2 separate regions of the Homo sapiens genome follow, and region 1 is linked to region 2. A link is a loop called in an ENCODE intact Hi-C map of the cell type or tissue named here. Cell type or tissue: GM12878. All regions are shown on one strand. Links, peaks and the distances in the headings refer to the core of each region. The heading gives the core; the rest is flanking DNA.

Region 1 (15,108 bases), core at 2,331-10,330, 210 kb before region 2:
CAGTGAGTCAAGACTGCACCACTGCACTCCAGCCTGAGTGACAGAGAGAGACTCTGTCTCAGAAAAAAAAAAAAAAAAAAAAAAAAAAAAGAAAGAAAAGAAAAGAAAAAAAAAAAAAAAACTCCAAACCCACCATATATACATAGGTCTTTGGTCTTTGTCTCTGGCTCCCGGCCAGAGCGCCTAAAACCCTTAAAACTTACAATGTGATAAGAGTGGGAGAGGAAAGGGGCTAGAGATTGAGTTCAGTCCCCAAAGACTAATGAATTAATCAGTCATGCCTGCAAGACTGGTGTGTGGTGGCTCATGCCTCTAATCCCAGCACTTCTGGAGGCCAAGACAAGCAAATCACTTGAGGCCAGGAGTTCGAGACCAGCCTTGCCAATGTGGCGGAACCCTATCTCTACTAAAAATACAAAAAAAAAAAAAAAAAAAAATTAGCCTGGCATGGTGGTACATGCCTGTAGTTCCAGCTACTAGGGGAGGCTGAGGCACGAGAGAATCACTTGAACCCAGGAGGTGGAGGTTATAGTGAGCCAAGATTGCGCCACTGCACTCCAGCCTGGGCAATAGAGCAAGACTCTGTTTAAAAAAAAAAAAAAATCATGCCTACACAATGAAGACTTCATAAAAAATAAATAAACAGATAAATAAAAGGACAGGGTTTGGAGACCATCTGGGTTGACGCACTCATAGAGATGCTGGGAGGGTGGTGCACCTGGAGAAGTTATGGAAGCTCCGTGCCCCTTCCCCATACCTTGCCCTATGTGTCTCTTCCATTTATTGTATCTTTTATAACAAACCTGTAAACATGAGTAAATGTTTCCAAGTGTTGTGAGCCATTCTAGCAAATTATTGAACCTGAGAAGGGGGTTGTGGGAACCCCCAGTGTATAGCCCATCAGTCAGAAGTTCAGAAGGCACAGATGAGATTGGCATCTGAAGTGAGGTCTCATGCTAACCCCAGGCAGATAGTGTCAGAATTGAATTGAGTTGGAGGACACCATGTTGATGACCCCAGATAACTGGAATCAAAGAATTGCTTGGTATCGAAAACCCACACATTGGTTGTCAGAAGTGTTGTGTGAGAGTATAGAAAGGAGGAAAAAAGATTTTTCTATTTAGAGGTCTACAAGAAATTGCCATGTTTTGTTCATCTCATACCAGGTAGGGGTGGCCATGTTTTAGTGGTTACTATCTTTCATGGCAAGTTATAATTTCACGTTTAAAGGGTTAAGCCCTTTAAATATATCTAGGGACTAGAATGTACTACTGTAAAGTTACTTCCTAGTTATAAATTATTCATTGACTATATCATTAACTGTATGGCACAACTGCAGTTACATTTTCAGCTTTTCCTTCTACTTGACTGATGTCTACCTCTTTTTCTTTTTTAAATAGAAACAGGATCTCACTATGTTGCCCAGGCTGGTCTTGAACTCCTGGACTCAAGACTGGAGGTCCACCTCTTTTTTTTTTTTGCAGACAGAGTCTCGCTCTGTCACCCAGGCTGGAGTGCAGTGGTGCAATCTTGGCTTACTGCAACCTCTACCTCCCGGGTTCAAGCAATTCTCCTGCCTCAGCCTCCAGAGTAGCTGGGACTACAGGCACATGCCACCACACCCAGCTAATTTTTTGTATTTTAGTAGAAACAGGGTTTCACCGTGTTGCCCAGGCTAGTCTCGAACTCCTGAGCTCAGGCAATCCACCCGCCTCAGCCTCCCAAAGTGCTAGGATTACAGGCGTGAGCCACTGTGCCCGGCGAGGTCCACCTCTTACACAAGGTATACAAGTTATCTATGACTATGTAGCAAATTACTCAAAAATGTAGTGACTTCAAACAACATTTATTATCTTAAGTTTATTTCTGGGTCAGGAATCCATGTGCAGTGTAGTCCTCTTGCTCAGGGCCTTTCACAAAGCTGCAATCAAAGAGTTGGCATGGGCTAGAAGCCAACTTAGTCACTTCAAGCCTCAACTGGAGAAGGATCAGCTTCTAAGCCTACTCAAGTGGCTGCTGGCAGGCCTCAGCTTCTCTCTCACTGGATATTGGCCTTGCCACATGAGCCTCTACATAGGACTCCTTAAAACATGGTAACTTCCCTGCTGGGCATGGTGGCTCATGCCTGCAATCCCAGGACTTTGGGAGGCCAAGGTGGGTGGATCACCTGAGGTCAAGAGTTCGAGACCAGCTTGGCCAGGGAGAGCTTGGCCTCTGCCTCTGCCTCTGCCTCTCCCTCTCCCTCTCCCTCTCCCCACAGTCTCCCTCTCCCTCTCTTTCCACGGTCTCCCTCTGATGCTGAGCAGAAGCTGGACTGTACTGCTGCCATCTCGGCTCACTGCAACCTCCCTGCCTGATTCTCCCGCCTCAGCCTGTCGAGTGCCTGCGATTGCAGGCGCGCACTGCCACACCTGACTGGTTTTCGTATTTTTTTGGTGGAGACGGGGTTTCACTGTGTTGGCCGGGCTGGTCTCCAGCTCCTAAACGCGAGTGATCCACCAGCCTCGGCCTCCCGAGGTGCCAGGATTGCAGACGGAGTCTCGTTCACTCAGTGCTCAACGGTGCCCAGGCTGGAGTGCAGTGGCGTGACCTCGGCTCGCTACAACCTCCACCTCCCAGCCGTCTGCCTTGGCCTCCCAAAGTGCCAAGATTGCAGCCTCTGCCCAGCCGCCACCCCTTCTGGGAAGTGAGGAGCGTCTCTGCCTGGCCACCCATCATCTGGGATGTGAGGAGCCCCTCTGCCTGGCTGCCCAGTCTGGAAAGTGAGGAGCGCCTCTTCCCGGCCGCCATCCCGTCTAGGAAGTGAGGAGTGTCTGCCCGGCCGCCCATTGTCTGAGGTGTGGGGAGCGCCTCTGCCCCGCCGCCCCGCCCCGTCTGGGAGGTGAGGAGCGTCTCTGCCCGGCCGCCCCGTCTGGGAAGTGAGGAGCCCCTCCGCCCGGCAGCCGCCCCGTCTGAGAAGTGAGGAGCCCCTCCACCCGGCAGCCGCCCCGTCCGGGAGGGAGGTGGGGGGGTCAGCCCCCGCCCGGCCAGCCGCCCCCTCCGGGAGGGAGCTGGGGGGTCAGCCCCCGCCCGGCCAGCCGCCCCCTCCGGGAGGGAGCTGGGGGGTCAGCCCCCGCCCGGCCAGCCGCCCCCTCCGGGAGGGAGCTGGGGGGTCAGCCCCCGCCCGGCCAGCCGCCCCGTCCGGGAGGGAGGTGAGGGGCGCCTCCGCCCCGCCAGCCGCCCCGTCCGGGACGAGGGGGGGGTGCCTCTGCCCGGCCGCCCCTTCTGAGAAGTGAGCAGCCCCTCTGCCCGGCCACCACCCCGTCTGGGAGGTGTACCCAACAGCTCATTGAGAACGGGCCATGATGACAATGGCGGTTTTGCGGAATAGAAAAGGGGGAAAGGTGGGGAAAAGATTGAGAAATCGGATGGTTGCTGTGTCTGTGTTGAAAGAAGTAGACGTGGGAGACTTTTCATTTTGTTCTGTACTAAGAAAAATTCTTCTGCCTTGGGATCCTGTTGATCTGTGACCTTACCCCCAACCCTGTGCTCTCTGAAACATGTGCTGTGTCAACTCAGGGTTAAATGGATTAAGGGCGGTGCAAGATGTGCTTTGTTAAACAGATGCTTGAAGGCAGCATGCTCGTTAAGAGTCATCACCACTCCCTAATCTCAAGTACCCAGGGACACAAACACTGCGGAAGGCCGCAGCGTCCTCTGCCTAGGAAAACCAGAGACCTTTGTTCACTTGTTTATCTGCTGACCTTCCCTCCACTATTGTCTTATGACCCTGCCAAATCCCCCTCTGCGAGAAACACCCAAGAATGATCAATTTAAAAAAATAATAATAAAATTAAAAAAAATACAAAACAGCTGGGCTGGGCGTGTTGGTGGGCGCCTGTAATCCCATCTACTCAGGAGGCTGAGGCAGGAGAATTGCTTGAACCTGGGAGGCAGAGGCTGCAGTGAGCCAAGATCGCGCCATTGCACTCCAGCCTGGGCAACAAGAGCAAAACCTCATCTCAAAAAAAAAAAAGAAAAAACAAAAAAAAAACAACAACCATGGTAGCTTCCTTCCCCCAGAGTGAGGGCTCCAAGAGGGAGAAAGTGGGAGAGAGGGTAAGCAAGATAAAAGCCACTCCATCTTTTTGTAATCTAAACTCAGAAATGAAAGCCCACCATTTTTGCCATATTTTGTTTATTAGAAGCACATCACCAGGTCTAGCCCACACTAGGGAATATAGGGAAGGGAATAATCACTGGACATTATCTTGGGAGTTGCCTACCCTACCAGGATGCCATTTAAGGTGGTGCTTCTCAAACTAACCCTTTGAAGAATCAACTTTAAAAAAATTTTTTCAATTTGTTGCAAGTCAGCACTTTTGTCAAATAAAATAGAAATTCATTTCTAGAAAAATGAAATTACAAAGGCATTTAAAAAACCCAAAACCTCAGCTCATCTGTTGATGTTGTAATGATGTCAAATTGCTATAAAAATTTCTTTAGGCCAGGCATGGTGGCTCACACCTGTAATTGCAGCAGTTAGGGAGGCTGAGGCAGGAGGATCGCTTGAGCCCAGGAGTTCAAGACAGGCCTGGGCAACACAGCAAGACTCCATCTCTACAAAAAAAAATTTTTTTTTCTTTAAATTCTCAATTCTATTACTTATCTCATTTGGATCAGAAGCAAATAGTTTACACATGAGCATCAGTTTCAGGTCAACCTTTGAGTAGCACTGATTTCAGGATTTTATGAATGCAGATGACTTTTCAAGGCTTTTACAAGACAATGGTTTGGACTTTTCACTTGGCTATTCCTAGATGGAGGATTCTAGAAATAAACCTAAAGAGAAGTTTTTCCTTCTAATTTCATTCCATTCTCCCCATGCTCCTAAAAGTGGGACTTTTTATTGTGAGTAAAGTCAAGGGTATGTAGGATTGTCTCCTGGTTAACACTTTCCTGCAAGGTCTTTTAGGTACCCTTGTTCTTCCCACCAGTCAAGAGCCAGAGTTAAGCCATGCTTTTGAAGTGTATAGTCTGAAAGATATTTAACACTATGATTACCAATTCACATTGTAAAATGGTGAGGGGTTAGCCCACTTCCCAACAAATGTTAGAAGTTTGTATGTGCTTCCTGTTCCCAGTCTATTCAGATTTCTCAAAATACATCTCAAGTGTAACCTCCTCAATTCAACTAATATTTTTTTTGAGCATCAACTGTGTGTAAGATTCTGGAGGGCACCGCCTTGAAGAAGGCACCGCCTCTACTCTCAATAGTTTTAGAGCTCCCTATATAAACCTTGAAGTAATTTACATCTAAGTATTTTGGCAATTGAGTACATTATTTCTCTTGTTTCTTAGTGTCTCACAAATTTTTATCTCATCTCCCTAGTAAAACCATAAGCTTACGGAAGGAAAGAACTCCGTTTCATATCCTTCATGCCTCCAGCACAGCCTCAGGCAGTTAGTAGGTTCTCAGTAAAAAGCTGAAGGCAGCATTTACTAAGCTGAGACTCTAAATCCGCTGTTCAAAGACTAAATGCTGTGAACGGGGTCTTGATAACCTGGCAATCACCTTTCTTCATCCTCTTTGCCACCCCAACCCATCTTCCAAGGCTTAACACAGAGGAAGCAACTTTCCTCTGCTCCCCTGTTTCTGCTCCCCTGGTCCCCATTCTTTTCTCTTCTTACTACACTAGCCCAGGAGAGAGATGAGAAAGCCAGGTGGAGGGAGGGGCCTTTTAAAACAAGTCTTGCTCAACTTTTTACACAACTGCCCATTCTCAGTTGGGCATCCCCTCCTGTCCCCTTTTCTTCCAAGGAAGGGAGCTAAGGTTAGTAAAACCTACCCTTGCAAGGCCCAGTGCTGGGTACTGTGCATGGACAAAGGTGAACCAAACAGGTTCCTTGTCCTCAAGAATTTACAATGGGCAAATCAGACCGATTCTCATCTACAACACAGAGTTGAATGGGCCAACTGTTACAATGTTGGCAAACGGAGAAATCACGGTGCAACAGATGGGGGAGAGATTAATGCCAACTGGTGAAAATTCAGAGGATGTAGCTTTGGAGCTAAGCCTTGAGGGTGAGTAACACAAACAATGGGTAGCAGGGAGCACTTCCTACCCATGCAGTGCTGTGGTCGGTGGTTTACATGCATTATCTCATTTGGGGCTCACAAAAGGTCTGCTGGGGAGGTGCTATTATTAGTCTCATTTTACAGTGAGAAAACTGAGGCACAGAGAAAAGGAGAGATTTGTCCAAGGTCGCCCCTCAAGTGGAGGGGGGACTTGAACTCACTCAGGGTAACTGTAGAGCTGGTGCTGTCAACCCTCAAGGAAACAACGGATAAGGAGCAAAGGATACCGAGAGGAGGTCTAGCACTATGCAGAGCACGCCCAGAGAAGAGAGAGGGGTCTGTGAGGCTGGGACTGGGGTGTGCGGAGTGGTGGGATGACTGATCCCAATGGCAACGGTGGAATTTATATGTGAAACTCCGAACTTTACACGAAATATTTCATCTGACCTCAACACATCCCTGTTTGACAGGCTCTATGATCCCCATTTTACAGATAGCGGAACTGAGACAGAGAGGTTACTCTTGCCCACTCTGCCCGCCAAGTGTCCTCACGTTGGGGTGGAAGCCCGTTGCAAGCTGCCAGGCCCCTCGTAGCTGCCCAGTCACTCTCCGCCCAGTCTACACATCCTGTCCCTTCCCACCCAGCTACCCACCACCTAGCCCTCCACCCCAACTCCCGCCCTTGGCTTTCAGCAAGGATGGCCCAGCTCACGGCCACAGGGTGGCAAGGGGCCACTTGGTGCCCAGAACAACTTCTGCTCCCAGAAAGCCTTGCGTTCCCCGGACATAAAGAGGCTTTGAGCTCGGGGAGCCCCGCCCCGTGCGGCCCCTCCCACGGGCGCGGGCCCCGGGCGGCAGGGGGCGTGTTCCTGTCGGCTGCGCCCGCGGCCGGGGGCGGAGCTTGGCCACCGCGCCGGGCTGCGGGCGGCTGGGCGAACGGGCTCGGCGCTCAGGTGGCTCCTTCTTCGCTTCTCCCGATCCCCGGCGGTGCCAGGCACGGTGCCGGCTGCCGAGGGAACGCCTTTGTGCCCGGTGCTGGGAACCCGCGACGGCCGCCACGCGCCCCGGTCCATTGTTTCGCTTATCTGGGTTCCAGGCAGGTGCGGGCGGCGCGCGGGGTCCGCACGTGTCACCCCGGCGGCTGGGGCGCCGGGACCCGCGGGCGCCGGCAGGGGCGTTCCCGGGCGCGCGGCGGCGATGAAGCACCTGAAGCGGTGGTGGTCGGCCGGCGGCGGCCTCCTGCACCTCACCCTCCTGCTGAGCTTGGCGGGGCTCCGCGTAGACCTAGATCTTTACCTGCTGCTGCCGCCGCCCACCCTGCTGCAGGACGAGCTGCTGTTCCTGGGCGGCCCGGCCAGCTCCGCCTACGCGCTCAGCCCCTTCTCGGCCTCGGGAGGGTGGGGGCGCGCGGGCCACTTGCACCCCAAGGGCCGGGAGCTGGACCCTGCCGCGCCGCCCGAGGGCCAGCTGCTCCGGGAGGTGCGCGCGCTCGGGGTCCCCTTCGTCCCTCGCACCAGCGTGGATGCATGGCTGGTGCACAGCGTGGCTGCCGGGAGCGCGGACGAGGCCCACGGGCTGCTCGGCGCCGCCGCCGCCTCGTCCACCGGAGGAGCCGGCGCCAGCGTGGACGGCGGCAGCCAGGCTGTGCAGGGGGGCGGCGGGGACCCCCGAGCGGCTCGGAGTGGCCCCTTGGACGCCGGGGAAGAGGAGAAGGCACCCGCGGAACCGACGGCTCAGGTGCCGGACGCTGGCGGATGTGCGAGCGAGGTAGGTGCAGAGCGGGAAGCGAGCGAAGTGCGGCGTCTACGCCGCCGGGAGCCCCCGAGGCTTGTGTCGGATCTGAGCAGGGGCCACTCTCGCTGTGTCCTGGCACCCTTAGCCCCTGGTCTTTGCAGGTTCGCAGATGCTGCTGCTCTGATTCCGAATGAAGGGCTACTAGTGCTGTCGCTGTGGTTTTTAGGTGTTTAAGGAAGAAGTGGACGAAATCATCCGTTTGGTTATAGAGAATACCTTTCCTTGTGTGTGATGGCTGGCAAGAGTAGTTCGGGGATGGGGAGGGGAGAAGCAATGCCCACTGTCTTCGCTCAGTACCTCATGTACACTGGGGTGTCGTTCTCTGGGACCCGTGCCCGACCTGGACGATGTGAAGGAGGCCGTGACCTCTGGGAGGATGCATGTTTTTAAGAACGACTCTCCCGGCCTAACGCAAGGACCTTCGCCCTGTTTTCAGCCCAATTGCTGTTCGTTTTTGCTGCTTCCCTGGATTAAGGAGCCATGGTCAGGGTCTATTCAGAGGCCAGCCGGCAGGCGGTCCCCCTGTGACCTAACCATCCCCTGCACCTAGCAATCCTCCTTCCTGGAATTTGTGTAACCTCTTATTAGCATAACGAAAACAGGTACCTTGGCAGTCACTTAGTGACTAACAAGTTCCCTTTGGTTTATGGGTCCAAACCCTTCTCTGGCTTAACTTCTTTCTGAAACCAAGTTTACCAAGATCTGTTGCTTGAAACATCTGGTGCTCCCCATGGAACGTTTGAGTTCAGTCTAATGACACTTTAACACCAGTTTCCACAAAACCACTTTACCCAAAGTTCCTTCCAGGGGACTTTTAAAATTCTGTCTTGGCTCAAACTTTAGTGTTTGCAACTGGTAACGATCAACCAGTGGTGATCAACTAATGTTCTTCGGGTGTTGTTTTTGTGGGGCGCATTCTTATGCAAAATGGGAATTGGGGCTAAACTGGTTTGTTTGTTGCTCTTCAGAATTGCCGTTTGTGTAGGCTGTTGCCAGACAAGCTTCTCCACCCTCCTGGAGGGGTCATTGTGTGGAAGTGCTCGGTGATTCACTGTTATGCTGATCTGAGCCCTTCCTCTTCCTGGGGACCGGAACCAATGGGGTGGGGGCCAGTGAGAGTCTTGGAGGGATCCTTCTGTGTTCAGGATATACTGTGGGAGGTTCTTCCCCACTCACTCATCCAATCTGGACCCCATGGGGTCTGTCTCACCTAAATGCTCTGCCCTCTAATAAGTGAGTACTTGTGCACTACCACCATTCCTGGTTCTGTAACACAGAGTTGAAACCTAGTGCTGGATGCTGTACCAGATGGCACTCTGCCACCCACACCCGAATGCCAACCTGTGTGCAAAGTGCACAGGGACCTGGAGGGAGAAGAGAGGAAGCTGTTCAGTCCTCGGAAACTTCCCTCCCGGCATCACCTGGGAGACAAAGTGGCCTTCCCTTGGCTGTTTTTTTGTTTGTTTTGTTTTAAAGACAGGGTCTTGCTCTGTTGCCCAGGCTGGAGTGCAAAGGTGCAATGACGACTCACTGCAGCCTCAACCTCCCCGGCTCCAGCAATCCTTCCACTTCAGTCTCCCAGGTAGCTAGGAGAACTGGCGTGCACCACCATACTGGCTGATTTTTTGTAGAGACAGGTCTCGCTATGTTGCCTAGGCTGGTCTCGAACTCCTTGGCTCAAGTACCCATCCCATCTCAGCCTCCCAAAGTGCTGGGTTTACAGGCATGAGCCACCATGGGTGGCCTAGACTGGCAGGCCTGCCTTGGAGGCATTTTTTGAGCCTAGGCCAGCCAAACCACTGTGGAGGCTCTGAATCCAGCTTTCCTAGGGGAGAGAGTGAAGTTCCCCGAGAACCATTCTCCTGGCAGTGCCTTCCTGGCTGGGCTGGCATGTGTGCACCATGTTCACTGCTGGGATGACCTGGTTACATTCAATCTGGCAAAAATCAGCTGTCCAGCTCCTTACAGTTGTCACGGCCAGTTCACTTTTGTTGCCTTTTACATCAACCTTGTGTGGTGCACTGGCCAGGCACCCTTATATACAATTTGTACTTAAGAAAAATAGGGCTGAGTGCGGTGGCTCACACCTGTTATCCCAGCACTTTGGGAGGCTGAGGCAGGCAGATCACTTGAGGTCAGGAGTTCGAGACCAGACTGGGCAACATGGTGAACCCCATCTTTACTAAAAATACAAAAATTACTTGGGCGTGATTACACATGCCCGTAGTCCCAGCTACTCGGGAGGCTGAGGCACGAGAATCACTTGAATCTGGGCGGCGGAGGTTGCAGTGAGCCGAGATTGTGCCACTGAACTCCAGCCTGGGTGACAGAGTGAGACTCTGTCTCAAAAAGAAAAAAAATGAAGAAGAAGAAGAAAACTAGAAGCCTAGGTTAGGGATTTGGCTAAAGCCACATGTCAGTGCCAAAAGAGAGACCAGAGCCTGAGTCTCTTGACTCTCAGACTGGCACATTAATTAAGTACCTACACGGTACTCAAGCTCTTGGGACATCTAGGACGTCTCAGTGCATCTGGGATGGGGTGACTCAGCCTTCCACTGCCCAGGCTAATCACTCTCCAGTGCTAGATTGTGCCATTCATAATGAAGAGGTTGCAATTTGGAACCATGACTTTGGGGAGAAAATGGGCTGGAAAAACAACACTGGTCTTTGCGGTCAGCTAGACCTGGGTTTGGGAGTATCACCTGCTAGTATGCCCTCCCATAAGCTGCTTGAATCACTCCAAGCTTCAGTGTCTCATGTCAAGTGGGAGAGGAATGTGTACTCCAGGGGGAGGTGTGCTGATTAAGTGGGAAAAGCCCATGGGAAGAGCAGCATGGTGCCTGGATTGTAGCTGCGCTCTTCTGCCCTCCGTCCTTAACCCACCCTCCTTCACCTGTCCCCACTCACTGGATTCCTTTTGGCTTGTCTGCATATCTAGTTTGGTTGGTTATTGAAGAAGTGGGGTATGCTAGACCCAGACTGCCTGGTTTTGAATCCCAGCTCTACCACGTCTGTGACCTTGGACAAGTTGCTTATCCTTTCTGTGCTTCATTCTGTGTGCATTCCCATGCACAATGGGAATCAGAAGGGGCTTACCTCAGAGGGTTGATGTGAGAATTAAAAAGTTCATTCCATGTAAAGGGCTTAGAACTTGCCTGTCACTTAAGTGCTTAGTTAGTAAATGTTAGCTACTGTTAACTTCAAAGAGACGAAGTGCTTTGTCCCATAGGAACATAATTTTTAATTTTAAAAAATAGATAATTCCGGTGGCTTACATTTGAGTTGCAGGAGTTTTATAGTATAATTTTCCATAATTTATGTACATATGCAAAAATATTTTGGAGTAGGGGATTTTCCAAGTATCAAAAGGAGTACTGTTTTGGTTTCACTTCTTACTGGGGCTTATCATGATCTGAAAACTGACTCTGGAATTCCCCAGGGCTGACACGCTTCCCTTCATAACCACAGTCATTCACAACGGATGAAGCATGCATTCTTCCAAGTAACACACAGGTTAAACAAAGAAATGAACAGTTTTTGTAGAATTGAATGTGTAAACGTATGGAACAGCTGCCTACAGCCAGCTTCAGTATTTCAGAGAGCTGTTGCCACTTTGAAACTGAGAGGGCTTGTAGTCATTTTGATGTGGTTTCCTATCCTGGTACAGAGACCCTCTGCTGGGTGAGGGGTCTGGTAAGACCTCTTGATTAACTGCCTGAAGAAACTGTTGGGCTGGGCCGGGTGTGGTGGCTCACACCTGTAATCCCAACACTTTGGGAGGCCGAGGCAGGAGGATTACGAGATCAAGACATCGAGACCATCCTAGCCAACACGGTGAAACCCCGTCTCTACTAAAAATACTAAAAATTAGCCGGGCACGGTGGCACGTGCCTGTAGTCCCAGCTACTCGGGAGCCTGAGGCAAGAGACTCGCTTGAACCTGGGAGGCGGAGGGTGCAGTGAGCCGAGATCGCTCTACTGCACTCCAGCCTGGGTGACAAAGCGAGACTCCATCTCAAAAGAAAAAAAAAGAAAAGAAACTGTTGGGCTGGTTTCTTCAGGGCACAGAGAGAATCTGATCCAGTCAATATTTAATTTTTTTTGGGACAGGGTCACTTTGCCTCCCAGGCTGGAGTATAGTAGTACCATCACAGCTCACTGCTACCTCAACCTCCTGGACTCAAACAATTCTCCCACCTCAGCCTCCCAAGTAGCTGGGACTACAGACGCGCACCACTGCTTCTGGCTGATTTTTTTTTTTTTTAATAGAAATAAGGTCTCTCTGTGTTGCCCAGGCTGGTCTCAAACTCCTGGGCTCAAGTACAGGCATGAGCTACTGCACCTGGCCTCAATATTTAATTCTAAGAGTAAAGGAAAGAGAAAGAAGGTCCTTGATTGTTAAAGTAAAAATTGTTTTTCATTTCAGAATAAAAAATAGTCCCTAACTCCTGGGCAATTGGACAAGAGATGAAATTTCAGACATTTGCCTGTTTTTAACTCACAGCTATGTTACGGAAATAGTCTTATAATTACATACATTGCGTTTATGACAAGCGTTCACAGTGGGATTTTCATTTTGTTTACTAAAGGAAGTTGTAAAGGTGCACTATTGTCTTTGTATGGGAAAGGATGTCATAAGTTACTGTATGAATTTGCTAGGGCTGCCATAACAAATACCACAGACTGGGTGGCTTAAACAGAAATTTATTCTCTAACAGTTCTGGAGGCAAGAAGTCCAAGATCAAGGTGTCAGCAGATTGGCCCTTCTGCGGGCTGTGAGGGAGAAAGTGTTCTACAGCTCTCTCCTGCCTTTTGGTGGTTTGCTGGCAATCTTTGGCATTCCTTGGTTTCTTCTCCATCACCTGAGCTCTGCCTTCATCTTCACATGGCATTCTCCCTATGTGCATGTCTGTATCCAAATTTCCCTTTTTTGTTGTTGGGGTTTTTTTGTTTTGTTTTGTTTTTTATTTTTGAGATGGAATCTTGCTCTGTCTCCCAGGCTGGAATTCAATGGCGCAATCTCGGCTCACTGCAACCTCTGCCTCCCAGGATCGAGCGATTCTCCTGCCTCAGCCTCCCAAGTAGCTGAGATTACAGGCGCCTGCCACCACGCCCAGCTAATTTTTTAATTTTTGTAGAGACGAGGGTTTTGCCATGTTACCCAGGCTGGCCAGATTTCCCTTTTTATAAGGACATCATTGGATAAGGGTCTACCTTCCTTCCTATCTTAACTTACCTAGTTACATCTGCAATGGACCCAGTTTCCAAAGTATGGGGGTTAGGAGTTCAACATGAATTTTGGGGACACAGTTCAATCTATAACAATCACCATCTTCCTTCCATCAATTCTTGGGGTGTTCAGCTTGCTTATGATTAAAAGCTAACTGAGCTGTTTCTGAAAGCAGCTGGTCTATATGGAGGATCATTTGCATAGGACTTGGTGTGTGCTCCTGAGAAAATCTGGGGTTTTGCTGGCTTGATGTGCAACCCTGAGGAAGCTTGGCTCAAACCATCTTTTTCCAGTCAGTATTTCCCCTCCATTAGTAGGTTACAGAGAAATCATCTTTGCCAAGTCTCTTGTATCATTCTCCTTCTTTCCATGACCCCTACTTCTCAACCCACACAGTGGGAAATGAGCATGCAGGGCCCAAGCCCTGACTTGAGGCAGGCTGGTCTAGGGGTCTTGTGTGCTGGCCCTGGAGTCAGACCAGCTGGGGAAGATCCCAGTGCCACACTGGCTGTGTGATCTGGGGCACACTTCTTAAGTGCTCTGAGCCTTGGTTCCCTTATCCGTAAAATGGAATAGTAAGAGCACCTTAGGGAAGTGGTGGTGAGGATTGAATGAGATAGTGCAAGTTGAGCAGGGTTGATACACTATTAATAATTCAGGTGGGGCTTGTACCGCTTCTTCCCCAATTTACTCCCGTCCATTGTGTTGTCAGGTGCAGGTTTCCAAAGCACACCTTGGTTCGTCTCTCTGCGTTTTGTGGGATGCCTCCTCTAGCTCGCCATTGCCTACTTATTCAGTATTTTGTCATTCAGGGCTGCCCTTGTGGCTTATGTGACCCAGCCCCCAGCTGCTCTTGCTGGGCCTCTCCATGTAGCCTTCTTTCCAGGAGAAAACTTTCTTCATCCCTTTGCCCAACAACCCTATGATCTCCTGCCCTTTAGTCTGTTCTTACCTTTGCCCGGAATGCCTTCCTTTCATTCCTCTCAAGTCTTTTATGGTTAAATTCTCAAACTCAGCTCAACCATCACCTCATCCATAAAACATTTCCTGTTCTTCCCTTTGAGCCCTATTGCACTCTGTAACATTTCTTCTATAGGACTTGGCATCCTCTCCTTTGAACTGCAGTGGCTGGAATGTGGAGACTGGGTCTTGGCTTTCACCTGAAATAGCACCCAGGGACAGGGTTAGGAGCAGAGGTCAGTTCAGCCAGTGTCTGTCTGTTGAGCACTTATCATTCATGACATTGTGTTTGCAGAACTTCAAAGATACCATGGGTGTGAAGGTGTCTTGGGTCCTTCAAGGCCCGAGTCTCAACTAGAAAGTAGGTCAGATCTGAAATCCTGATGGGCCATCTGACTATTTAATGCCAACTGTCTGAGTGGATGAGGGCAGTGGAAAGCAGACTTTCAGGCTAGCATTATAATTAATCAAGTGGTGAAACTTGGGATTGCCTAAAGTTATATAGCAAGTTAGTGACCTTGCTAGGAATAGAACAGGTCACTGTTCTTAAGCACTGAGTAAACCATACCTTCTGCTCACTATAAAACTTCAAAGGTAAAAACAAAAGTCTGTCTCGTTCATGGCAGCCTTGTGATAGGAAGAGTTTATTCTTAAAATCTTGTTGCTTTTTTTTTTTTTTTTTTTTGAGAGATAGGGTCTTGCTGTGTCACCCAGGCTGGAGTGCAGTGGTGCAGTCATATCTTACTGCAGCCTCAACCTTCTGGGCACAAGCCATCCTCCTGCCTTAGTCTCCCAAGTGGCTGGGATCACAAGCATGCACCACTGCACCTGGCTAATTTTTTAAAAATTTGTTTGCAGAGACAAGGTCTTGCCATGCTGCTTAGGCTGCTCTCAAACTCCTGGGCTCAAGCTATCCTCCTGCCTCTCCTCCTAAAGTGCTGGGATTACAGGTGTGAGCCACCGCACCCGGCTGGATCTATGTTAATATTCAAATACAATTCCAGGCAGCTGAAGCCTGCCTAGGCTGAGGTACATCCCTGAGTTGTTTTTGGTGGAGTTGCAGGTGG
Region 2 (15,108 bases), core at 4,482-12,481:
CAGCCTGTCAACATTCCTTTGAAGGATGGCGGGCAGTGTCGTGAGGGATGCGTCTAATTAAGAGATTAGAGGTGAACCTTGGCTTCCTGGGTGTGCTATTTGTAGCTGAGAGTATGGGGAAACTTCACTAATTCCTACTAATTGCAGAGTGGGGGAGGAGGAGACCCATGTGAATTATAGAATATTTTAAAATAAATGTACTTTTATTACTTTCAAGTACATATTTTAACTCCCACTAGGCCAACAAATTGTTGCCTGGTACAAGTCTTAGGGGACTAAGTTACTGAAGCTATCAGAAGGATTTTCAATTATTTCTATGTAAATAGGTGCTTCTGGAGTTCTTTAGGGTGCTAGAAAACAGTTTGTTCTCCCAGATCTTAAACATTGCTCTTGGATCCTTATGCTGTTAATTGGCACATCCTTAGAGGAAGGGGTTTGTTAAATTAAGATAAACTTAGACCAGCTGCTAAATAACTTATCATTAATTCATGGAGCCCAAGAACCCAAGTAGATGAGGTTTTAATTTCAAGTGAAGTTTGATTTTCCTTTCCTGAAGGCAGTTTGTTTATTCCTACAGGCATTTATTTATTCATTAAATGATACTAATGGAAGGCATTGGATGTATGAGGCATTCAAGTCTTACAAGACAGCCTAAGCTGCCCTACAGGAGCTTAGCGTCTGCTAGAGGAGGCCTACAGGTAATTACAATACAGCACAGTAGGATGTGGTGAGTAGGGACTATGCCCAAGGCAATCCCAGAGACATTAGGGGCCCAGAGGAGGGTCAAATAAGTCATACTGGGTGAATCTGAGAAGGGTTCCCAGAAAAAGTGGTGACCGAGTTGCATTTGAAAAATGAATTGGAGTTGGCAAAAAATAGTAGAAGAAAAGAGAAGATTAAAAAAAAAAAAAAAAAAAGGCAGTAGGGTGGCCTAGCAATCCAGGCAGAGAACAGCTTAGTTAAAGGCATGGAAGTGTGAAGTGGCATGTTGCTTATGGGGACCTATGCTTAGCCTTTGAAGATAAGCAGAGTGAAAATCATGAAAGGCTGTATTGTGCTAGCTGAGGAGTTTGAACTTGAAGGTTATGGGGCAACCTTTGAAGGATTTTCAGAAGGAAAGCAACATCATCAGATACGTGTTTTGGAGCCATTCTTGTCTTCATGTGGGGAATGCACTGGATATGGGCCCCGAAATAAATTAGCAGTTCTTGCATTAATGTTGGGCAAGAGGTCCTTGAACCAAGGCAGTAGCAGAGGGAATAGTTGTCAGTGGTTCCAAGGAGAATGACTATGAAGGACTTGGTCTGTGTGGATTTGGGGAATGAGTCAAACAGAGGGGTCTAGGAGAACTGGGTTTCTAGCTGGGGTTGGTGGGAGATGCTCTTCACTGAGAAGGGGAGCAGGATGCTGTGGGAAGGGTATGGACATGGCGTGCTCAAGGGACTTCTAGGTGGATCAGGCTAGAGGCTGGATCCATGGGAGAGGTGCCTGCACTGGGATGGAGCTTTGGGTGGGGTCCATCAGCTCATGGGAGGGGGTTGAATGTGTTTGGATGAGGTCACCCTAGAATTGCAATAGTGTGCAAAGAACAACAGCCTGGGTTGGCTCTCAGGCACAGAAACGTTTCAGGATGCAGAGAGGGAAGAAGTTTGCCATCCACAAGAGAATAGTGATATTTAGCACTCCAACCAAATTAAAGATTTTCAGGATTGAAACAATATGTGGAGTCTTAGTGCTGCAATGAATTTTGAGTGTGCATTTAAAAGTTTAAGAGACACACACACATACACGGTGACAAGAGATGGAGGTGAAAAGCATAGGCCAAGAGCAGAGTACCTGGATTTTTGCTTCTGTTTCCATCCCTGGGCAGAATCTGCTTTATCACACTGTGATTAGGGGATATTATGGATATTTGGTTTAAAAATGGTTTTTAAATCCCTCTTATAATTTAGAATGTGCTTTTAAGAAATGATGGTTGTCTCTTAATGCGCATGAAAAAAATAAAGAAATAGAGAAGAAGAAATACTGGCTGGGGCACAGTGGCTCATGCCTATAATCCCAGCACTTTGGGAGGCTGAGGCAGGGGTGTTGCTTGAGCCTAGGAGTTCAGAATCAGCCTGGGCAACATAGCAAGACCCCATCTCTAAAAAAATTAAAAAATTAGCTGGGCATGGTGGCACCCGCCTGTAGTCCAGCTACTGGGGGCGGGGTTGGCTAAGGTAGGAGGATCATTTTAGCCCTGGAGTTTGAGGCTGCAGTGAGCTGAGATCGTACCACTGCACTCCAGTCTGGGTGACAGAGTGAGACCCTATCTCAAAAAACAGAAAAAAGAAAAGAAATAATGGCCAAAGAGCATCACTATAGTGTTATCTTGTGTTTTTTTTTTTTTTTTTTTGACCAAGTCTTGCTGTTGTTGGCCCGGGCTGGAGTGCATTTAGTGGCGTGATCTTGCTGCAACCTCCGCCTCCTGGGTTCCAGCAATTTTCCTGCCTCAGCCTCCTGAGTAGCTGAGATTACAGGCGCCCAACACCATGCCCAGCTAATTTTTGTATTTTTAGTAGAGATGGGGTTTCACTATGTTGGCCAGGCTGGTCTCGAACACCCGACCTCTGGTGATCCACCCGCCTCAGCCTCCCAAAGTGCTGGGATTACAGGTGTGAGCCCTGCCTATCTTGTTCTTATTCTATCCCCTAAATGATTTTAAAAATACACAATGAAAATATTTTAAAAGAAGACTTTTTGGAACAGTAATTCATAATCCCTGTCTACTAAAGACAAGTAGTGGGACAGAAGTCTCCAGTGCAAGGACAAAGTGTTGCCCTAGAAGGTGAAACTTGATAGGGGCAAAAGTTATTTTCAGAGTGTGGTGTATTTTTTTGATTAAAAAAAATCCTCTATGATGAAGAGTCTCATTTAATTATCTGCATGATTCAATGGAGGTGCTTTGTCCAGAAAGCCCCCGATCTCTCTTTTTCTTCTGCTCTCAAGCGTTCATAGCCTGCCTCTCAGATGTGCCCCAACAAGCAATAAGAAATGCCTGAATTCCAGCATTGAACTCCCAATCTTATCAAAAAGCTCTAATATTTAAAATCAAACTCAGTTAGCAAGTTTATGATCACTGAGTAAATAAGTTATACTTAAAAACTTATGTGAAACATGATAGTTTTTTGCTGTACATTTTCAAATTTTTAAACTAAACCTATTTAGTAAAGAGCACCTGTTAAAAAGTATTGTTTTAATTTTTTTTTTTTTTGAGACGGAGACTTGCTCTGTCGCCAGGCTGGAGTGCAGTGATGCGATCTCGGCTCACTGCAACCACCGCTTCCTGAGTTAAAGCGATTCTCCTGCCTCACAAGTAGCTGGGACTACAGGCACACGCCACCACGCCCAGCTGATTTTTGTAGTTTTAGTAGAGACAGTGTTTCACCATGTTGGCCAGGATGGGCTCAATCTCTTGACCTTGTGATCTGCCCGCCTCGGCCTCCCAAAGTGCTGGGATTACAGGCGTAAGCCACTGCGCCCGGCCTATTGTTTTAAATTTTGCCCCATGTTTTCTATTCTTATTATCTTTATAAAAGAACAAAATTATCTACTGTATATGATTTTTAATATCCCTAACTTCTATGTATAACACAAAGGTATTATGAAGATGAAATGATTTAATGTAGGGGAAATGTATTTTAAAAATAGAAAAGTATTATGTAAAAGAAGGTGTTCCTCTTTCTATTAATAAGTTATTATCGCTTATTCTCATGTGGCTGGGATGCATGCACAAAGTCAACTTCAACCCTCTTTGCTTACTTTTCCCATGAGCTTTGGTGTCCTTTCTTTTTCTTCTTTTGATACAGGGTCTCGCTCTTTTGCCCAGGCTGGAGTGCAGTGGCACAATCAAGGCTCACTGTAGCCTTGACCTCCTGGGCTCAAGTGATCCACCCTCCTCAGCCTCCTGAGTAGCTGGGACTACAGGCATGCACCACACTGCGCCTGGCTAATTTTGTATTTTTTGTAGAGATGGGGTTTCACCATGTTGCCTAGGCTGGTCTCAAACTCCTGGGCTCAAGAGATCCTTCCAAAGTGCTGGGATTACAGGTGTGAGCCACCCTGCTTGGCCTGGTGCCTTTCTTATTTGTGTCCTAGGAAGCACCTTACCCAGAAGGGCCCATTGTTTCAGTTTAGAGAGATGAAGAAAGTAAGAAATGATCACTTTTTAAATTTGAAAAAAACCTGAACCAATTATTTAAGATTAAAAATTAAAAATCAGTTTTACAGTATACTTTGTCTTCAGATAACCAGTAAAACTATCCAGAAGTGCTCCCACCTCAGTGTTGCATTATTTTAAAAATTCCATTATGTGGCAAAAGTGTGTTCTAGATTTGCTCGTGGTGCCTGATTCATTAACTTTACTTCTTGTTTTTTAAAGGATTACAAGTACCACATTGGTTAAAGCTCATTTCAGTTTTGTTTTAGTGCAGTCGTTTTGTTCAGTTCTTTCCAGTCCTACTTGCAGTTCTGAAGAATATTTCTTTGTTTATGATGCCATTACAGGAATTTGTAAGTGTCTGGGTTCGAGATCCTAGGATTCAGAAGGAGGACTTCTGGCATTCTTACATTGACTATGAGATATGTATTCATGTAAGTATGTAGTCAGTAGAAATAGTAATTTTGAGGGACTTTTATGGGATACATTTTATGGGATAAAGTTGACACTTGTAAAAGTTTTTCTCATTCAAATAACTGAATTTGAATGATTACAACTAATGCTTTTATCTTACATGAACTAGTAAGATGGTTCCTAAAGTTGAAAAATTACTTATTTGAATCCCTTATTGTTCCTTTGTTAATATTAACATTTTAATGTTTATTGCCTTCACATGTGAAGATGTGCACGCATCTAAAATGCATGGGTAAAGAGTACTTATAGCTCATTAATGGCATTTCTTATGATCTGCTATAGCATATTTCTGGATAATATAATGCCTGATAACCTTCAAGTTTGAGAGGATATAGAGTTCTTTGGAAAAGAGATGTGTGGTGTTTTATATATAGAATCAGAAGGTGGGAAATGGATATGTGCAATTATTGTGATTAATTTATCTAGAATCTGAGTAATTAATGTAACGAGTAAGCAACTAGAAATGATGTGCCTTGCGTGGATGCTACTGTATCACAATCTCTTGAAAATGTTGTGTGGTGTGTGGCCTTCTGTGACCATCTTAAACAAGGGTAAGCAAACTTCTCTGTAAAGGTAGTAAATATCTTCAGTTTGTGGGCCATACAGTTTCTGTCGAGACTACTCATTTCTGCTGTTGCAGGTGAAAAGCAGCCACAGACAGTGCATAAATGAATGAGCATAATTGTATTCCAATAAAACTTTATGTGCAAAGACAGGTGTCAGACCAGATTTGGCCCTCAGGCTGTAGTTTATTGGCCCCGATTTTGAGGATAATACTCTTTGCATCTAAACCAGATGCATATCAGATGCAAACTAAATTAGTTCAACTGGGGAGCATAGCAATTGACCCAGATTGTATCCGTGACTTCATAGCACAAGTGAAGTAAAATTTAGCCATTATTTAATCTTCCCATTGTAAATAGCTAACTTGGTATATTGGACACCCAAACACCAGCTGTAGAACTTTTCTTTTTTTAAATTCTCCTTTCTTCTCTTTTTTCTTTGAAGTTTCCCCAACTTTGAAAATAAAAGAAAAACTCAGAACTGCTTTTTTGATTGTGTTGTAAAGCCATTCCAGGATATGCCATGTATTTTGATTCTGTTTTGGTTTTACTTATAAGCTCACACTAGAGTTGCATTCTGTGTGGAAAATTATGACTATATAAGAATAAGCATTTGAAGTAAAATGAAATAGTTTTAGTTGCCTTCTAACTTTCTGTAAAAAAATTGTGCGTCCTTATCACACACTTCATGATAGGCATGAAATTTAATTATTCCCAGGAATTAATGAAAGTATAGATTCTGCTCTGCTCTATAAATAGCCTGATGTAAATTCAGAAATCTCCATCTGGAGCCAGAAATGATGGGTTCCACAAATACTATTTGATGGTGTCCTGGCACTTTTCTGAAATGCTAATAAATTGACAATGGATAAGCCTTGGCTTGGTGGACAGCAAAAACAAGCAAATAGATTTATTAGAGGAACTTAATCAGTTAGTGATCTCAGTATCCTCTAATCTTGAAGAGACTTCCACCTGTCATACAATTAAAAGTGGATGGCAGAGCTAGGGAGTTCTGGTTGGCTTCTCTTAGTTGTTAACCCATAGAGCTTTGGAGGTAGAGAAGCTGGTCTTTAACTTGTTTAAATTAACCTCAAGGGAGATGATGTCACACAACTCTGGGATCTTAACATTTACTTGGAATTTTAAATTAGTAGACCCTAGAGCTGGGTAGCCATCATAAATACTCCCCTGAACCTGCCCTGCAAATGAAGGACTTATGGATCGACCTTAGTCTGGTGTAGGTACCAGGTGGATTTTTAGTTATTGACAACCATGGTGGTTGTGAGCAGAGAAATTAAAGGGAATTTAAATGGACCCAGCCTGTGTGTGAGATGTCAGGAATCCCTGTGGTGGTCTGGGATTCTTTAGGGAGAGGGTACCGGGAAGATAACCTGCTCAAGCCTTGTTAGGGGACTAGTTCTGGTATAACATGGTCTGCAAACCTAGTCCCCAAGGAGCACAGTAGAGTGAGGCCCTGGTGTGTTATAAGTCCACCCACAGGATGTTATTTGCCACAAACTCCTTCCAGCGGGTTTTGCTGCCATATCGTTAAAGATAATGGGATTTAGACCAGTGGCTACCTTGGGGATAAGCCTTTTAACCTGTCTACATTCTGAAGTTTTCTGAACTTTACAAAGCATAAGCATACCAGGAACCATGTCATATATTTCATGAGAACAGTTTGAGAGCTAATGCACATAATTACTTAGATTTCCCAAGGAAAACAATCGCTGGGCATATTAAGTGATAGAATAATAATTTTTGAAATAGTACTGATCTTGGGGGTAAAGAATTGTTTCTCATTTAGATTAGAAAATCGGATTTTGAAATACAGAGACTAGAGATACTCATATTTTCAAAAATCAGGAGAAACAAATATTTTGGTAGTCGCTTGTTTTACTCAAAGGAGAATATTTACTCTCGTCTTATGTTTACTCAAAGGAGAATATTTACTCTCGTCTTATGTTTACGCAAAGGAGAATATTTACTCTCGTCTTATGTTTACCCAAAGGAGAAGCATTGTGGCTGAGCTTAGCATGGGGACACCATCGGTGGCTTTTTCCAAGTCTGCCTTAGGATAGCTGGAAGGAAACCAACACTTAGTAACTAACAGTATTATTAATAGATAACATTGGTCAAGTGCTTATTATCAATCCTCACAACCACCCTGTGAATTAGATATATACTAGTTCATCCCATTTTAGTACTGAGGAAACTGAAGTTTGAGTGACTTGCCCTGTAGCAGAACCAGGACTGGAATTCCGGTCGGCCTGTCCTCTATGCCAGATGTTTATCCCCACGTACCACGGTCATTCTCTGGCTCGGACGGACACGCTCCCTCTCACATACAGTAGAGAAGGGAATGCTGTTCTCTAGGATTTCTGGTGATTTGTATGATCTGCAGGGTGGCCATGTCAAGGAGATGAAGATTTCTGCAATGTCTCATAAAGGGTCATGAGGAGGTGTCTCTAAGCCCCAAAGTTTCCTCCAGCTTACGTGGATGGTGGTAAAATGCAACGGATGAACCTGAGCTCCTACCTGTCATTTATATGTTAGGATTTATTTTTTATGATTTATTCTTGAAAGCAGTGCTCATAGGTGAGTAGGAGGCTCCTTCAGGATGCAGGGAGTGGCCAGGTCATACCTCACCCTGGGGCAACACTGCTTATTTCCATCATCCTGGCTGTCTTCAGGGCTGTTATGTTCCTGGGTTATGTGCAAGATTTCAGAGTACTGGCATAAATATAAATATATGTTTGGTGGTTTAAATCCTATTTAGAGTGAATGTTGAGATCATATTGTGAATTATAGATACAAGAAATGCATTTTTTTCCTCAGGTAAGACTCATTTTTCTACTTTCTCTGTACAGACTAATAGCATGTGTTTTACAATGAAAACATCCTGTGTACGAAGAAGATATAGAGAATTCGTGTGGCTGAGGCAGAGACTCCAAAGTAATGCGTTGCTGGTGTAAGTGATTTAGAGTATACTGTGGAGACTTTGTCATTATATTCAGTATTTAAAATTGACGTTCATTAAGATATATAAGATATGAAGGATTTTTATAGGCTTTTGCCTTGATTACAATATGTAGCTTTAGTTTCTTAGCTACTGCATCTGAATTTAAAATTTATCACTTAAATTTCACCAACTTTGATGGGTATAGGCCATGAAAGGCCTCAGAAATGTTTAAAGATGGGTTTTTCTTTAAGCTGACTTCCTGATACCCTTATTATATAACTATATAATGTATAATCATAATTATAGAATAACTGTGTGATAATAATCATCATACATAATTTGCCTTCACTTTGAGGGATTTCTGTAACAGAAGCACCTTGAGTTAATCATTTAAAAACATTGTTTTTTCTTTCTCCTAAGACAACTGCCAGAACTTCCATCTAAAAACCTGTTTTTCAACATGAACAATCGCCAGCACGTGGATCAGCGTCGCCAGGGTCTGGAAGATTTCCTCAGAAAGTGAGTGTCCAGAAACTTTTGTGGCCAGACAAGGGGTGTGAGCAAGTGCTTTACAAGAGCTGCATGGTGGTGTGGGGAAGAGTGTTCCTGTTTCTGAAATGCAAATAATCTGCACTAGAGCAAAACCCAGTGGCCCATTTCCTATATTAGAGCACCATCTTGTGGCTCACATCATCTCGTACATATTTGGGACCAAGTCTTCTAGAAAGAAAACAATGAACAAATTGAATTAAATATCTGGTCCTTTAAGCTGTCAAGCAGATCTAAATTACCTGGGCGTTTAGCTGACAAAAGTAAAAATTTGCCAGGAAACAAATATGCCTAATCATCAAAAGGCACTTCTTAAAAACTGTCTTTCTTTACAATGCTTAGAATTTACAGACCAAAATCAGCTCAGTAACGGGCTGCTAATATCCTTCTGGGTTCCTCTAATAGTTTAACGCTGATCTTTGAAGGGAATGTTTATAAAGGAGTATTTGGTGGCGTGTGAACAGTCTCAGTGAGTTATTAACTCTGGATTACTCTGTGATGGTGGGTATTGCCGTTAAAGCTGCCTGAGTTCACACTACCAGTGATTTCCCTCCCCCAATCCACTCTCTGGAATGCTGGAATACCCAGAATGCTAGAGGCCATATAGCACGCTGATTTACACCTAGACTCCGAGGCCAGGCTACCTGAGTTCAGATCCTCGCTCTGCCACTTACTAGCTGGGGGCTTGGGCAGATCATTTACCTCCTCTGCCTGTGTCTTCCCATCTATAAAATGGGGTAATCATAGTACCTACCTCATAGGGTTGTTGAGAAGATTAGACAAGTTAGTGACTGTAAAGCACTCATGACAGTGTCTGGCATGCAGTGTGTGCTATCTTCATGTTGGCTGTTATTATCTTAATGCACTTAGACATGAGACAGCTTTTGCTTTCCTAATTTCCAATTTTGTAGATAAGGAAATAGGCTGAGTCATATGACTACTAGTTACTGACAGGACCCAGTCTCCTGAACTGTTTCTTTTTCTAGTAGTTTCAGGATCTGAAGTCATCTCCTTTGGGGTTCACTAAATAGGACCTTAGAGCTAGCCTGAAATAAATATACTGCCTCCTCCCCATTTGGCTCTCTCATAAAGGGTTTGGATATTAAGTATGCACATTAATATTAATATTTATTTCTATTAGATTGACTTAGTGCCTTTTCTTTGAAGGTGTCCTAGAGGCATACAGAAAGATCCAAGATTATAAATTGAGGGAGAGTGGGCCAATGAAGAGAAGCCAGAGGAATAAACATGGCAAGAGACCAGAAGAACTGATTAGCAGAGCCAAGTCCTCCGAAAACATTTCATTGTATTTTTGGGGGGTATCACAGGCATGGCAGGACAGAGACCTGGCCAAGTTTTTCCTGCCCTTTCCCCTAGAGGAGGCCTCTGATTTTAATTGTTGTCTCTATGAGGCCCAGGTGGCTGATGGCCTCTCCCTTGAGATGTGGTCCCTGCCACACAATTCTACAGAATTGCCTGTCACTCTAGTGTAGGACATGTTGTCCTCGGGGAGCTGTGGCATCTTGTCTTCTGTAGGGAAGTCTTATTTCAGGTCAGAAGGCAGCACGTACCTCTGAATTATATTGCTGGTTAAGTGCAGGGTATGTGTTTTTGACCAGGAATTACTTCGTTGTTTTGAACACAACCTTTCTATCCACAGTTGATCTACCCAAATGAATGACCCTGTGAGTGTCATTCAGCCATAGTGGGGTTATGCTTGTGCCAGGTTATTTTTGCATAGTGCATGGTTTGACTGTTTGCTGGTTGTGTTTGATGCAGATGTCATAGTAGAAAGTGTCCTGGTTCAGGAACTCAAGGAGCCGGGTTCTAGGTCTCCCATAATCATGGTTCCTGGTTTTTTTTCTAGCTGCATGTGAGCCTTGGAACAGTCACTTCATTCCTTTTAAGCCTTTGTTTGCTATAGAGTGGGATAATAGTACCCACACATAGCCAACCTCACTGGGTGGTTGTGTCCTACAGATGAAAAGGACTTGAAAAAAACTCTAAAAACCATGCAGCGATCCTTCATTCAATAGATGTTTATTAAGTGAATGCTTTGGGCCAGGCTGCGTGCCACGGACATAGGACTGCACAGAATGAACAAGTCCTTGTCCTGACACTTCCTTCTAGGGGGAGCACTGTGTACACATCCAGGGCTACGGCTAGATTCATTAACACTGAATCTGGATTGTCATCCGATTGGATTGTCAAATCATGGAATTGGCAGGGGGTTCTCTTGTGATATCATTTGTTCCCCTGTGGTATGTGAACATTTGTCTACAAGTTAATATTTCACTTTAAAAATGAAAGCTGGTGCTTCCACACAGCCTAAACCTGAAGGAAGTGAGGAGTCAAATACCACAGGGCTGGCTTCAGGCCTGAACTGAGCTCTGCGGCCCCTGCTGACCCTCCCCAGCCTCCCTTCTGTGTCCCTCAGATCTGTGCTTGCCCGGGTTGTGTAAGGTAGTACCCTCCATGTCTTTGCCCCTGGTGCCCCCTCCCCTCACCCAACCAGGGTCCACTCTAGGGAACTGGATGTGATGTGTACCTTGGCACTGTGTCTTGGCCCCAGTTTGACATCCTCTGAGCCCCCACTGGTTACCTGTTAAGTAGGGCCAGCCATCAATAGCCTGTACCTTGTTTGTAGAGGAATTTTAGGAACCACAGCATTAAAACATGGAAACATGCTTGTATTGTAGGTTTTTCGCATGCATTTTTAAAGCCTGGTTTTCATGTGAGTTTTGAAGTTATGAACCAGAAGCACTAAATATGTTCAAACCTTTTGAAACCACAATGTCTTTGTATATGTGTATATATACCTATTTTTCTTTAAGGTCATTTGTGAAATGATACATATGTAATAAGAAAGTACTGATCTTTGTAGAGGAATTGGAAAATTGTTTCTTTGACTAGGTGCCAAATAAGAATAATTTCTACCATTTATCGAACACTTTCTACGTGTTTGGCATTTTACATGTTTTAGTCTCAGTACTAAAAATCTTAGGAGTTGGGTATTATCTCAGTTTTATAGATAAAGAAATTATAGGAAAGATGGACATACTATATGAATCCCAGAACCTGGCAAATTTAAAATTAGCAGTACTCTTAAATGCTGGCTAAATTTGGTATGATTGTGAGATTTTTCAAATATATTCATTTTTCTTCAGTCTTAACTATAATCTCCCTTTTGTATTCTTGCCCCTGAGTAATTATAAACTTAAAGTCCCTTCTAATAGTTATGAAAAGAAAGTTATAGGCTAAAAAATATAAACTCAGTAAGTCTCTAACTATGAAAAATGGAATTCCTACTAATTTTTAGGTTTGAATGGGATTTTCAATTTAGGTTTGAATAGATTTGTTCATGACTGGGAGCCGCTTCCCTTCTTTACTGAATTCATCCCATTAATACAACTACATTTACCCTACAGTTTAGACTTTAGTATCATGGTTTTGTATTTCTTCAAATATTAAGGAATATTAAAGATTTTTTACAAAAGGCTAGTGTTGAACCATGACAGCTAGTTTTACACACACACGATTTTTATGTCTTTGTGTTCAATAGAGGGCACCACAGCATAGATCATGAATGTCTTCAATGAAGATTTGTAGGTTTTATTTTTTCTTATAGTAAGAGCTAAACAGGCTGAGTTAATTTTTTTTTTCTACATCAAACTGCTAACCTTCCATGTACTATGCAGTTATGTATATATATCATTGTATTGGGTTCAGCAGACCCAGGACATCCTTAGTTAGGATGAAATGATTTTGCATAGCTATATATTCTCAGCTAAACCAGCATATAATACATCTAATAAAATCATGTTGAGGAAAACTGTGCTTTTCAACTGTGTCCAGTTTAGGGAAAAAAAACAGATTTTGCTTTGTTTAGTCTAAAACTGTTATGGGGAAAGGAATAACTTCTGATTTGCACTATAAATATCTTTCTAGAAATTCTTTTAAAATCCTAGAGGCTATTTTTTATTCCTTTTATAAAGGTTTGAAAATCATATACTTTTTAAATGGAGGTTTCTACAAATGACATTTTATTGACTGTTTTACAAAGTACTCTTTATATTAGGTTTGAAATTGATTTTGGGCTATTAGATTTGTTTGTGGAAAATATGGCACAAACATGACTAAGGAAAAAATAGTATTTAATATTATGATGGTGGCAGTCACAGCCCTCTCTGATAGTAAGCCAAATAGTACTCAAAATAAATTAATTATGCTCACCTAACCAGATGGGAAAACACTCTCAAAAATTTTCATTTTAAATTTCAGAATGAACTATCTGACTAAAATAAGCATATAAATACATTTAAAAATTATTTTTGCTTATTTAAAACTCATGGAGTATGGTGGCATGAATTTAGCCAGAGAAACAGAGGAGATTCCAAAAACCAAAACTGTACCTAGCCGACTCACTGGTTTGAACTCTAGGCCTGGGGGAGTGTTCAGATGTCCCCTCCCCAGCCACATCTTTCTGGCTCTTTGGAATTGTGAGCTGGGTGAGCCTGGCTCCTTCTCTTTTCATCTGTGTGTCCTCCAGATGGCAGTATTGAGCAGAAAAAGAAAACGCTGGGAAATAATGAGTCTAATGTACAGTAAAATTGGAAATTGAATTATAGCTCAAGAAAAAGGACAGTAGCCTTGAGGTCCCGATCAACCTGGACTCTGATCACTTTTGTTTGCTGTACCCATGTGTTAAGTTACTAGCAAGTTAATAACAACACGTGAGCAGTTCAAGGCTCAGTAGAATTGCTTCAGACATGAAATAAAGCTAAAATGAATTTGTGTCCAATATCATTGGCATTAGTGCTCATTACTGTTGTGGTGTAATGCCTCAAACCATCTAAAATCAATTTTAAAGATTACCCATTATTTTATAAAGAAAATAAAACACATTTCCAACAGAAACAAAGCCACGAGTACAATCCCATGAACAGTTCCTTGTACTTATGGCAGGCAGGAAACCGCTGACAGAGGCCACAGGAAACACTCTGCTCAGACTTCACAGACTTCACGATCCAAGTTCGTATTAATGGATTGTTGCTCTATAACTCTTCTCTTAATCTGAAGTATTTAAAAACAAGAATGGTGAATATTTGTAAATGTAGAAAATAAATCTCAAAGAGTAGTAAGAGGGATTTACTACTTAGCTACTTGTACTTGGTAAATTAATCATTATCATGTGACATGGTCATCTTTTGGGAGGACCCAGGGCGGAGGACACAGAGGGAAAAAGAAGGATTTAGCTGCTTTGCTTGAGGTTTTGCCTTTTAAAAAGCACAAAGGTTTTACTTTTCCTTCTAATAGACCAGTAAAGAATATTTTCTCAAACTGTAAACCTGCTGAAGCAAAGGGGACAGCTAGATTTTGGTTTTAATACTGTGCATTTTTAGGCATTTTTGCCTTTGTTAAGAAATAATTGTTTTATTTTGTAGAAAAGGATTTGGTATTATAATGACCTTGGATTTTCACTAAATTGATATTAATGGCCAAAAGAGATTTACTTTCCTTATTACTTGTTTAAACAAGCAGAATATAAGGTAAGGTTCATTTGGTCTGAAATACATGATCTATTTTTCACAGATCGTTATATCGGAAAAATCTTATGTTGGACAAAATTCTACTTGGGTTTTAGTGTGTTAGTTTTGTCCCCTGTATCTGGTCTTAGTGTCTCCTCTTACATAATTATTGAACTATCAGTAGAGACTAAATGATCATATGTCAACATCTTTGCTAAAAGATAAACCAGTTTTTATTTAAATATAAAGGTATACTTTGATTTGATTTCATATTCTAAGATGTGCATTTCAGAGAAAACACATTCACTAATATGAATTTGAGCATCTGTAGATTTTGCTACAGGATAGTTTTTAATCTTCCATGTAGTTCTGATGCCCTGGTTGAAATCTGTTCTGTCTTTGTAAACTTTGATCTTAAATGTGGGAAGAGCAGTATGTATTCATCACAAAATTATCATATTTTAATTATATATATGGTAAAGTTGGCTGGGATCAATTTTATTTGGTTGCTCATTTTGACAACACAGAGATTCAGTGCTCCTAAAGATTTTGGAGAAATTTACAGTTAACCTTAAGTATTAAAAAAAGCCATCTCTCTCATGAGCTGTCGTAAACATGCCCTTAAGTATATAACTGTAAAGTTTTAAAATGTAAAATATGCTGAGAATTGTATTTTCTTCATATAATTTTTAATAGTAGTTGAAAGTTTTGATGTTTCATGACAGCCTATCCCATAAAGATCACTGAATTGACATGCTGTTGGCAGTAAATTTTTTAAAGTAGAATAACTTTCTATGACTATATAAGCAAAATATTTCCATAATTAATCCACAT

Evidence for each region. Peaks named below come from ENCODE experiments on the same cell type or tissue, not always from the same donor. Only the 100,000 strongest peaks of a DNase experiment are listed, where the experiment ranks them.
Region 1: a loop joins it to region 2, with 9 times the contacts of the local background. A loop is called at or near these places in 3 of 110 quality-filtered maps.

Annotation. Positions count from the first base shown.
Region 1 is chr7:26,145,244-26,160,351 of GRCh38, forward strand. NFE2L3 (NFE2 like bZIP transcription factor 3) reads left to right here and starts at 6,955. Exons shown (of 4, transcript NM_004289.7): 1 at 6,955-7,825. The coding sequence starts at 7,256. RefSeq lists silencers at 6,744-7,123, 7,144-7,213, 7,224-7,293, 7,404-7,653, 7,664-7,733 and 2 more and enhancers at 2,561-3,233, 3,234-3,906, 6,915-7,709, 7,710-8,503, 7,854-8,043 and 4 more. In GM12878, for the core only: a CTCF peak has its summit at 6,904; a DNase peak (open chromatin) is centred at 6,870; H3K4me3 peaks cover 4,059 bases; H3K27ac peaks cover 3,868 bases.
Region 2 is chr7:26,356,430-26,371,537 of GRCh38, forward strand. It overlaps SNX10 (sorting nexin 10), which reads left to right. Exons shown (of 7, transcript NM_013322.3): 3 at 4,546-4,632; 4 at 8,106-8,206; 5 at 8,618-8,716. Among named protein-coding and RNA genes, the nearest start is that of LINC02981, 35 kb to the right of the region's middle. In GM12878, for the core only: a CTCF peak has its summit at 8,866 (motif pointing left); a DNase peak (open chromatin) is centred at 8,822; H3K27ac peaks cover 291 bases.